2 separate regions of the Mus musculus genome follow, and region 1 is linked to region 2. Evidence: chromatin loops called from intact Hi-C (ENCODE). Cell type or tissue: gastrocnemius. All regions are shown on one strand. Each heading gives the region's core, and the rest is flanking DNA. Links, peaks and the distances in the headings are about the cores only.

Evidence for each region. Hi-C counts contacts between places; a loop is a spot of excess contacts. Peaks named below come from ENCODE experiments on the same cell type or tissue, not always from the same donor. Only the 100,000 strongest peaks of a DNase experiment are listed, where the experiment ranks them.
Region 1: a loop joins it to region 2, with 3 times the contacts of the local background. A loop is called at or near these places in 2 of 42 quality-filtered maps.

Annotation. Positions count from the first base shown.
Region 1 is chr2:173,809,300-173,814,671 of GRCm38, reverse strand. It overlaps the pseudogene Gm14371. Among named protein-coding and RNA genes, the nearest start is that of Gm30017, 62 kb to the left of the region's middle. In gastrocnemius, for the core only: a CTCF peak has its summit at 2,658; DNase peaks (open chromatin) are centred at 1,394 and 2,588; H3K27ac peaks cover 1,132 bases.
Region 2 is chr2:174,107,691-174,113,062 of GRCm38, reverse strand. It overlaps Npepl1 (aminopeptidase-like 1), which reads right to left and starts at 2,712. Exons shown (of 12, transcript NM_213733.2): 1 at 2,491-2,712; 2 at 1,801-1,986; 3 at 1,279-1,449. The coding sequence starts at 2,640. In gastrocnemius, for the core only: a CTCF peak has its summit at 2,814; DNase peaks (open chromatin) are centred at 2,359 and 2,880; H3K4me3 peaks cover 2,296 bases; H3K27ac peaks cover 2,249 bases.

The DNA.
Region 1 (5,372 bases), core at 130-5,129, 300 kb after region 2:
CTAGAAAGATTTATTCATTCACGAAAACAAACAACTCTTTCCAAGAGTATTACTGCAGAAACACGACTCCAAGATGGCCCCACCAGAGGCTCTAGGGGAGCAAGCCCCACTGCTATTTTTTTTCTATATTTTCAGAGTGCCCTTGGAGGTAAAATAGCTTCAATGAAAATAACAAGCCACAGGACACAATGTGTCTGTCATGTATCTCTGCTCTGGCCTGGCTTCTCTGTCTCCCAGGATACTGCAGCCATCACCTAGGTAGCACTTGGGGCAAAGAAGACTTCCCAATTAGGCTTAAGTAGTCACCCTGTGTGCCATCTGCAGTCCTACCTACCGAAGCCTCTCAGGCCCCACTCCACCCCCCTTCTTGATCATCTCACCTCTCTTCAGAGGTTTTGGCCTAGGGCAGTCTTCAGCTACCTCCCCACATTTCAGTCTCAACCGTGTGTGCCTTGGGATAAAGTCTGGTTTCAGCCTGTGACTTCTTAAATACCATACCCCAAAACAGGACTTATACCCAGTTCATCTCAGGAGCCCCATGTTCCCTGCCTAAGGACCCATGTGCACCCATACCATTCCTCAGGTTGTTTTCTTATCTGTAGCCTCTGCCTCTCCATCCTGTGACAGCCTGGACCCCGACAGGTAACCACATCATCATTAACAAAAGCAACGAGAGGGGGGGGAGGGCTCAGAGCCTTGGCCTCCAGACACTTGTGACTGTAGACCATCAAGCCAATTTGATCCTTTCTGATGATCACTGCTGTCCTAAAATTGAATCAACATTTCTCTTCCAATCAAAGAACTCATTTTCACTTAACTTATTTTTAAAAATAATCTATCAGTCTCTGCCTTCACTTCGTCTTAACACCACCCCAGGCTGGGTATGGCAGTTATTGAATTGAGTCAAAATAGACATGAAAGTAATCAAATGTACAATGTCCATCCTGGCCCCCTGGAGTCACAGGTGTGTGCGCGTGCATGCTTGTGTATGCTTGCGCGCACGTGTGTGTTTGTGTGTGTGTGTGTGCACGAGCGTGCGCGCACGCACACACCGCATGCACGCACACCATAGGCACCATGTCTTTCAAAGCACACTGATCCCTCTGTACCATAGATCCTCTGCTCAGTAACTCCAGAGCCTGGGCCTCTGCATCTCTTCATCTCTGCACCCTCCCCATGACAACGTCCAGAGCTGTGCCAAGCTCAGAACTAATTACATTGCCCTCCATTCCTGTGTGCTTCACACCTTTCTGCCACCTTCACAGCTCTGCCCAAAGAGCCCATTACCTGATCTTCTATCTGTCAAGCTGTTTCTGTTTATGTAAGACCCTGAAGGAACATGCAGTCACTGAATCCAGACCCACAGAACACTCCCCCCGCCCCTTCTCTGCCTCCCTGTGGTGAACTGGACCTGTACTGGACAGAATGTGCCAAGCAACAGTCCACCAACGGACCAGGAACTCCAAACCCTGGCAGAAATATGTCCACGACGTCATAAACACACACATAATAGGAACTAAATAAATGCCAAGAGAAGTCAGGGGCAGCCGGCCCAAGTAGGAGGTTGTGGTTCCCAGGCACCTGGATTTGAGTTAGGATCTTTCTGTTGACATTTACATAAGAAAAGTCAGACCTCTTCAGGCTCTATATCCCCGATCTGTAAAACAGTAGCAGGCAGAGTGGACAAGGCAACCGGAACCATGAAGAACAGAGCTTTCTAGAAACATACACCATTTTCCTAGGATGGCAGCCATTCTATCCCTGATGACTAATCGGCCAGGGTCAACTAATCATTGCATGATGTCCCCTGAGCAACCGTGAGTTCTATTCTCCGGGATGACAAACATCGGGAGGTCACAAGGGAAGGCAGAGTGAAAGGCCACTTATTGATTAGGAAACCAACATATTTCCCAGTTCCTTGTCTGCAACACTTAAACCAATATTTGTGTCTCTAGGATTCTATTTGTATGGTAATTTCAAAAACAAGATTCAGACACTCTCCTGAAATTGAAAACTATATTAATTTTCTAGATGGTAAAATAATACCATAATTAAATATTACTATTTCTCTTAAATATCTGGTGGCTCCTAGCAAAATGGGGTTTTGAGCATGACGTAGGCTTTCCTACAAGTTCAGACTCTGGGGATATTCTTTATTTTGAATACATGAAAGAGACCATGAACTTAATCTCAACACAATGCAAGAAAAATTGATTTGTTAGAATCACCATAATTTTCTTGCATTTAAAATCTCTGTGCTTTCTCACCCAAAGCTCTCCCTCGCTACACGTCTTTGGGGAGAGACCCAGGGAAGAGGCGGTTTGTTTCTCTGTCCTACACCTTTCTTGTTCCTTTTGTGGCTCTTGTTCTAAGTTGCCCATGTGTCTAAAAAGAGACAAGGACGATACTCTCATTACCCTTCCACGTCAATCTCAAACTATGTCCTCGGTATGACCCAACATGATGACCCTTAGCATGGGAAAAAGCATAGACCCCCAAAGTTGGCCTTCGGTGGACTTTGCTTGCCCAAAGACCTGGAAGGAGGAAGAAAGGGAGTCCTTTGGCCCTCGGCTGGCGGCCAACTCTGGAAGAGGCCTGTGCAGGGTTTCCACCCGGACTCCCAACCACCCCAACTGAAGCTCAAGAGGTCCCCCTTGTGGGGACTCCCAAGAACAGCCCAGCCTACCCCAATGCTGGGGTGGTTTCCAGTCGCCCCCTAGATCTTTGAGAAGTCTAGGGACACAAGACACCTCATGAAGATCTCCAGTCCCCATGTTCTCATGAAGACCGTCAACCTTCTAACTATTTCTGATAGATGAGAAGGTTGTTGGTCCTTTAGGAGAAGACCTGATGGCCACCAAGTTCTCAAGTCTCAATGGATTCCAGTTCTTAGAGGTGCTTGCTCTAGGTTTCTTCTCAAGCACCCATTTCATGGTTCATCGGGAGGCCTTCACTACCATTTACTCAGATCGATGTCCTGTTGCCTACAGAACACACCACAACCTTGGGACACTCATGCCAAATTCCTTTTCTACCGAACAACGCAACTTGGCTCTTCTGCCAAGAAATCCACAAGGATTTGTTGGTGTGATGGGGACTTCCAGACATAGATCTGTTCAGCATGCAGTGTTTCAGAGCTACACCCCTTAGGACAGACACAGTGTCCACCAATACGGCCATCCAGAACCAGCAAGCATTCAACCGTCTCCGCCCAACCACTCTATGTCCACGATGGAGGATGGATTGGAGCAGCACAGACTGTGGATAGCTAAAGAGAGACAGAGCTGGGAACGTGGTGCTGTCAAAGCAGAGGAAACCTTGTCTGTTAGACTCCACATCTGGGTAAAGAGGGAAGAGCTCCTATTAATCACCAAGATGCCTGAGCTATTTTGAAACAGCTGGGCTCTGGCTAGAAGTTTCCAGTTTTCGTCTGGGGCGGGCAGGGGTGTTGGGGGAGCCCCAGCTCAGTGCAGAGTAATTAACATTACCATGAGGCCCAGAGAGAATTTTGATGGGAATTTTTAATGCTGGAACATTCTTAAACAAACAAACAGAAAAACCTGGTGGATGGGCCAGCGGAGTGGGCCAAATCTTGTCTCCCCAAGCCCCCTCATTCCTTTCCCATCCCAGAAGTAGTGGGCTTCCTCTTCCCTTAGCAGGAAATGCTAAACTCCGACCTCGGGAAAGATGTCCCAGCGGCAAACCTCTCCCCTTGACAAAAGGCTTCCCACGCACAGGAGCTCATGACTGCAGAGCCACACCAATGGCAAAGCCAAACTACATCACTGATGCCTGGATTCTGGGGGTGTATGGAAAGCTGGGAGGACACTGGGGAGTCCTGCTGTTCCTTGCTAGCCTTCTCATGTGGGCCTTCAAGACCCCTATGCATCTTCCATCTGGGAATCGACTGTTGCAGGTGTCCCATGCTTCCCGGGGTCCTCGGGGCAGTCATACACTGAGGTCACCCAGCAGAGAACACATTCCAAAAGGCCTGAGAAACTGCCAGGAGTGGAAACTGGGACGTGCTCATTCTAGAACTTGCTATTTCTGAGTTTCCCAGGGTTGAAATGTACACACACACACTCCCTAAGCACAGAGGCCTTGAATTCAATGGATTACAAGGCTTTAAGATTATGGCCAAATGCAAGACACGTGAAGGGGGCTGAAGCTGAGCCAAACACCGCAGAGGGGCCCACAGGCTCTGGGGCGTCCAATTTTGTCTTCATTCTTCTGTGATTTGTTGGTGTTTTCATGACGTGCCAATCTGAGCACTTCTCTGGGGAGATCAACTGGATGACCTCATGCCTTGTGGATGGCGATCTCATCCCAAAGCACGTGTTCTTGGGCGAGGGCCGCTCCTCTGACAGCCAGTTTCTGGGGCTTTCTGAGCCTCATCAGCCAGCGAGTCCCAGTGTGCATAAGGAGGCCTCTGCTAATCAAGAGCTTATTGTTTGGGTGGGACCTGTTGTTGACACTTACTCCAAGCCCAAGCACTCCAGGTGAATCACTTCCGGCTGAGGGTTTGAAAGAAACCAGAGATGTTCTGACTTTTTTGTTTGTTTCCTTGTAAATCAAGTACTTTTTTTTTTTTTTTTTTTTTTAAAGCAAATCAGCACTCCGGAGGTGAAGGCAGGAGGATTAACAGAGCAAGGGCAAACTTGGCTACAAAGTGTGTTTAAGGTCCAAGACAACCTTGTCCTGAGTTTATAGCTGGCTTGTGCTGTAAGGAAGAGAGCTGCCCATCTCTTCCGAGGGTCAGTGCAGCTCTTATGTCCACTCATTACTGCTCCTGGGTGCAGATTTTAGTTTGCAAAGTGTAGACCATTATTACCAGTGCCTTGTTCCCCAAAGCCCCACTAACCTGGACACTGGGTGTGCCTGTAGTTCATCTCCAGTGTTTTCTCCAAATGACCTGGTCAGGTTTTGTTTGTTTGTTTAACCTTTCCCAGGTAGCAAAAGATCTTCTGGATTCGCTTTGCAGAACTAAAAGAAGGGAAGAAAAGAAGGGAGGGGAAATTTGATTTATACACAGAGCACAGAGTAGGGCTGCAGGACCAGAGTCTGAGTAGAAAACTAAACCTACTGGACCCCCAACCCCACCCTATTGTCTAAAGAAGACCCACACTCCATTCCTTAGCTGGGGTTCTGTTCCATACAGTGACCCACCCATTGCTAGGAGGTGACCGACCTAACCTAAATGGATCTGTGGTTGTAAACCACACAGCACCCAACTTTGATGCCATGCTGTGAAGTCTATGCAAGGTCTGAATATCCAATGTCTCCATCATCACTTGTAATGTAATGTCTCGGCTAGCTAAAAAGATGCTATGATTAATTTCACCTATTTCTTTTTTACCTTTTCGACCATGGAT
Region 2 (5,372 bases), core at 115-5,114:
AGACCAGGGAGCTGACAGCTCAGATATGAGCTGTGCTTGTGAGCCCCTGCCACCTGTCAGCAGCCGGTGGCCTGCGTGGGATGTGTGTTGGGCCGAGGACTGGCCTCAAGGGAGGCAGTCTAACCCCGCAGACCCTCCACCGAGTTCTCACTAAGCAAAGGATGAGAGTGAAGAGCATTTCAACCTCGGTCTCACTGACAAGAGAAGAAATATCCACTCACTTCTTTCTCGTGGGTTTATGTGAGGCTTGCTACACAGCAGGCAATGTGATGGACTCTCCGATAACTGGGAGAGATGTCAGTAGAGACAAGGACAAAGCAACTGATTAAAAGTCTACAGGACCCAGACAGAGCTCTAGGGGTGGGCATCGTGGGGGATACCCTGGTGAGGAAAAAGAGGAGGCACTTATCACCACAGAGTGCCCAGACGTGAGCGGCTGGCAGGAGGTGAGGCGGAAGCCCAGAAGGGACCCCCGAGAATTAGCAGGCAGACATGGTCTTCAGTGCCCACTGCCAGATGAAGGCCACAAGTAGTGGAAACTTTGCAGAGTTGAGACACCAAGGCCAGAGAGTTTGGAAAGAGAAAGTAAGAGGGTGGAGGGCAGTTGGGACAAGAGGCTTGAGAATTGGGGGGTATGCTTCAAGGAGAGACGGACACATCGTGGCCCTCAGAAAAAGAGAAGGGGCCCAAACTAGACCTGGGTGGGTTGGAAGAGAAAGGGGGTTAAAACCAGCAAAGCAACTAGACTGTTTTCAAAAACAGAGAGCTGACACGAGATGGCAGACATGGAGGACCGCCCCCTTTTAACTGTATCAGGGAGACAGAGGGCAAAGCCCTCAAGTAGGGTGCTTGCTTGAGGCTCAAGCAACAGCCTTCCTGAAGCCAAAGTGGAGGGACAAGTTGGCCTCTGGCTGCTGGGTGGAAGCCGGGTCAAGGCAACGGAAGGCAACCTAGGTCAGGCACCTCCCTTGCCTGACAGGCTGGCAGTGGTTTTCAGCCTGCCTGAGTTTCCTCTGAGGCTCCAGTGAGACGAAACACATAAAGGTGCTCCCCACCTAACACGTAAAGGTGCTCCCACTGTCACACACAAAAGTGCTCCCCACTTAAGGGGACAACTATGCATAATCAAATCACAGCTGCACCAAACGGAGACCTGAAAATACAACCCAAGACCCTTTTTTGGGATTCCCGAAAAGCACTGTAGCTCTTCCCAGGGGGAGAGAAGAGAAGAGCTCTCCACCTGTGCTCCCAGAAGGCATGTTGCCTCTAGATACCCACTTGCAAGGTGGACACTTCCACTGGGCCATTGTCTTGTCCCACCAGGAAGAACTCCACCATGACTGTCCTCTTCTCTGCGCGCCGGGATGCCCCTGAGCGGTGTGTGAAGAGTGGGAAGGCCCGTGCCAAGGCACAGGCAGAGGCAAAAACCTCAGTCTGTTCGCAGACCATCTGTAGTGAGAGAGAAGCAAGGTGGGGCTGAAGCCACAAAGGGACACCACCAGGACTCTCCCAATAGCAGCTCTACAAACCCAGACGGCTGTGCCCCCCCAGTAACCTGAGGCTGCGTGAGAAAAATGTCTGCCACCAGATGTTGTCCACTCTTTCCCAGACAGATGAGCAGGGCACAGACATAAGCCCAGGCCTCAATAAATCTAGGCTGGCATCTCTGATTTGTCACGCAAACCGATCCGGTGTAAATCACTCGGTGGTTGAAGGGTTAGAATGGGAGATCACACGGGCCAGCCTGCTGTGCTTGAGGTGGGCCACGGGCTGGGGTACACTCACCGGCCCAGCACTCACCAGGATACACCGGTGGGTTCCAGGAGGCAGGCAGGTTCTCACGAGCCTGGTGATGAAGTGGGCTGCGGACGGGCTGTTATGCCGGCTCACCCTAGAAGGCAGAGCTGCCACTGTGGCGCAGTTCAGGTAGAGAGGACAGCTGTCTGTGGGGTTGGGGTTGAGCGTGGCCAGAGCTGCCTGCCAGAGCTGGATTAGAAAGGAGATATGAGACGGACCGGGCTTCAACACGTGTGCTGTGTGGCTAGATGCGCCCTGCGGGCCACGCCTGCTTGTCTAAGGCACCCTAGCCGCTGCCACCAGGCATGTGTGGCTCTCTGGTACCCTACCACCCTCGTGGGACTGCGCCTCGCGCTGGCAAGGCCTGTCTGGGGACCCTCTGCTTCAAACACTTGGAGGCCCGGCTCCTGGGCCCTGGCTAGTGGCCATGGAAGCGGGTCTCGAGGCCAGAGGCCACGCGGAAAGCCGCCACTGGGCCTTCTGCAGGGCCCGGCCCAGAGGCGCGGAAGCAGGTGGCTCGGCCCGGGCAGGCCGGCGACACAGGCCGGGCCTCGCTGCAGCCAGGGCCTTGGGGACAGACGGCTAGGCCTGTCGCGGGCCTGCGCCCTGGGCCCGGCGGGGCGCGCGGGCGAGGCGGGGCCCGTGGCCCAGGGCCTGGGCTTGGCAGGCGCATGGCGGCCGCGGCCCGCTCACCTCCTCGGTGACCCGGGGCTGCAGCTTCCCGCGGACGTGGCTCCAGGGCACGCGGTGCAGGTGTTGCAGCTGGCCCAACAGCAGCAGGGGCCGGCTCTGGGGGTCCGCGTCCCCGGCGCTGGCCTGGAACTGCAGCCCCACGCTCGCCATCTTCCCCCCCACGACCCCGGCCGGGCCGCCCAGCACCCTGCGCCCTGCTCCGGCCCGGCTCGGCGCCGCCCCGGCCCGCCCGGCCTCGGCGCCCCGCCTTCCCCGCCGCCTCCGGGCCGCGCCGCCCTGCAGGGCCCACCCGGGGCGCGAGGGGGCGCCGGCGGAGGCGGGGCGCGGGCCGTACTGCGCCTTCCGGGCCTCCGTTGGGGGGCAAGTGGCGCGCGAGCCCCTGGAAGCGCTCCAGCTCTGGCTACTGCCCTGGCCCGGCTGGCAGTAGGTTCCTGGACTCGAGGAAGCCTCACTTGCCAGGGACAGCCGTGGCTACTGCAGTGGCCTGACAATTAGGCACTCGGATCCCCCCTTTATTCCGCGTAGGCCGCCTCCTCGGCCTAACGCTCGCCAGAAAGGTCACCATTCAGCAGTGGGCGCAAGCTGCCTCTGCACTTTGTCACCTGTGTTGGAGAGGAAAAGACAGCAGTGTTGGGAGCTTATAGGAAGTCATTTGAAAGGAGTCAGCTGCTACCCTACACTGCCCAGGTTTTGACAACTCCAGGCCTGGGGCTAGAGCTCAGTGACCTCCAGTCTTCTTCCTTTTTTTTTTTTCAAGACAGGGTTTCTCTGTGTAGCCCTGGCTGTCCTGGAACTCACTCTGTAGACCAGGCTGGCCTCAAACTTAGAAATTCTCCTGCCTCTGCCTCCCAAGTGGGATTAAAGGGGTGCGCCACCACGCCCGGCTGTGACCTCCAGTCTTATATGTCACTTTTAATCTACATTTCTTCTCTGTTATCAGCCTTTAAAACTAGCAAAACAAGATGGCTGAGCGAGAAAAGACACTTATTGCAGCGCCTGAGGACCAGAGTTCTAGTCCCGTATCTGGAAGGTGCAAACCAGTATCCAAAATGTGTCCATTGACTAAGAGGTTGACTAAGAGGTACCCACTCACACCGACTTAAACACACACACACACACACACACACAGAGAGAGAGAGAGAGAGAGAGAGAGAGAGAGAGAGAGAGAGAGAGAGAGAGAATGAATTAAATAAAACATTAAAAAAAAAAAAAAAACCCTACCAAAGCCAGTTTCATCACATAGCTCTCCATTCCACTGACCCTGCAGGCACCACCCACCTTATGTCCCCACCTACAAGCCATCTATGGTATGGATTTCTTCAGCTTTGGAGGTTCCATCAAACAGCCCAGAGCAGGCCAGCCCTGAAGACGGCAGTAGCTGAATGAGCAGAGGGGATTCCTTTGAAACTCTGGCTTTCCTGACGCAGAAGTCAACACTAATTGGATCTTATTTTCTCGAAAAAGAGTTTTTACAGCAACTGCATGTTTTCACACATTTTGTAAAGGGTACTAAGTGTTCTATCCCGATTCTCTGGTGTTTGCAAATACAGTGTGAGGCACAAGGCACTCAGGAGGGGCCGAGACAACTTGCAATTTTCCTAGAGGGTGGCAGGCTTAAGCTGATCCCTGTGGGAGAAGTACTATGTCCCCAGTCCCCAGGCCAGTCCACAGCAAGATGTCATCTGAAGGAATGACGCTGGGAGGTGGGGCAGGAGTGAGCATGACATAGCCTGCAGCCTATGAGAGCAGGAGCTGGAGCTGCAGGTGCGCAGGTCTCTGCGTATGCTACAGACCACAGAGTATGTTGGGGGGCTTGGGGAGATGACTTGGGAGGTAAAATATTTGCTGTACAGGCCTGAAGATCCCAGCACCTATAAAAAGATGGGCTGTATCCTAGCACTGGGGGGTGGGGACAATCGTCCCTGGAGCTCCATGATCAGCCATTCTTACCCAGTTGGTTAGCTTCAGGTTCGGCGAGAGAGGCTGTCTCAAAAAACGAGGCGGGGCCTTTCAGATGTCTCTATGGATAAAGGCATTTGTCATCTGAGTTCAACTCCCACTTCCCGCATGGGAAGAAGCAGCCCAACTCTGGTAGGTTGTCATCAACCTACAGGTGAGTACTGCGTCCTGCTCAAGCAAACACGCGAACACAAAATGAATATAGAAGTAACTGTAACCGTCTAGCAAAGAAACAAGGTGGAGATTCACTAAAGGAAGACCCCTAGGGCCAACCTTCAGCCTTTATATATGTAAACTCACATGTGCGTGTGCCCACACACATATGAACACACACACACACACACATTCATAGACAATAGGGCCTGCCTATTCAACAAAATCCTCCCCTCTAATGAAGGAAGTAACTTTTTTTTATTACGTATTTTCTTCAATTACATTTCCAATGCTATCCCAAAAGTCCCCCCCCCCCACTCCCCTACCCACCCATTCCCATTTTTTGGCCCTGGCATTCCCCTAGGAAGTAACTTTTGTGAATCATAAACAAAGATGGCTGAGTTGAGCCAACTCAGCAACCATTTATTAAATACTTACTACATACAGAGCAAGAGGGACTGTTGGGTGCTTTGTAATGAGCAGATATTCCTGATCCCTGGTTTCATGCCACCCCCAGACAGAAGAAATTGAAACCACTCAGGACATTCCACTTTGGATGCTTATCAATTTCCTCAAGACAGAACATGTGATGGATCTGAGAAAGTCTGAAGAAACTACTTTCCCTCTCACGACAAGCTTCACGGACACCAACATAAATGAGACAGCAGGGCGTCTTTGTTTAGTTAGATAGATTTTTATGAAGGTATTAACCCACAGCTCAGGATACACCTCCCTGTCAAGGAAAAATTGAACTTCTTGATTTTTTTTTT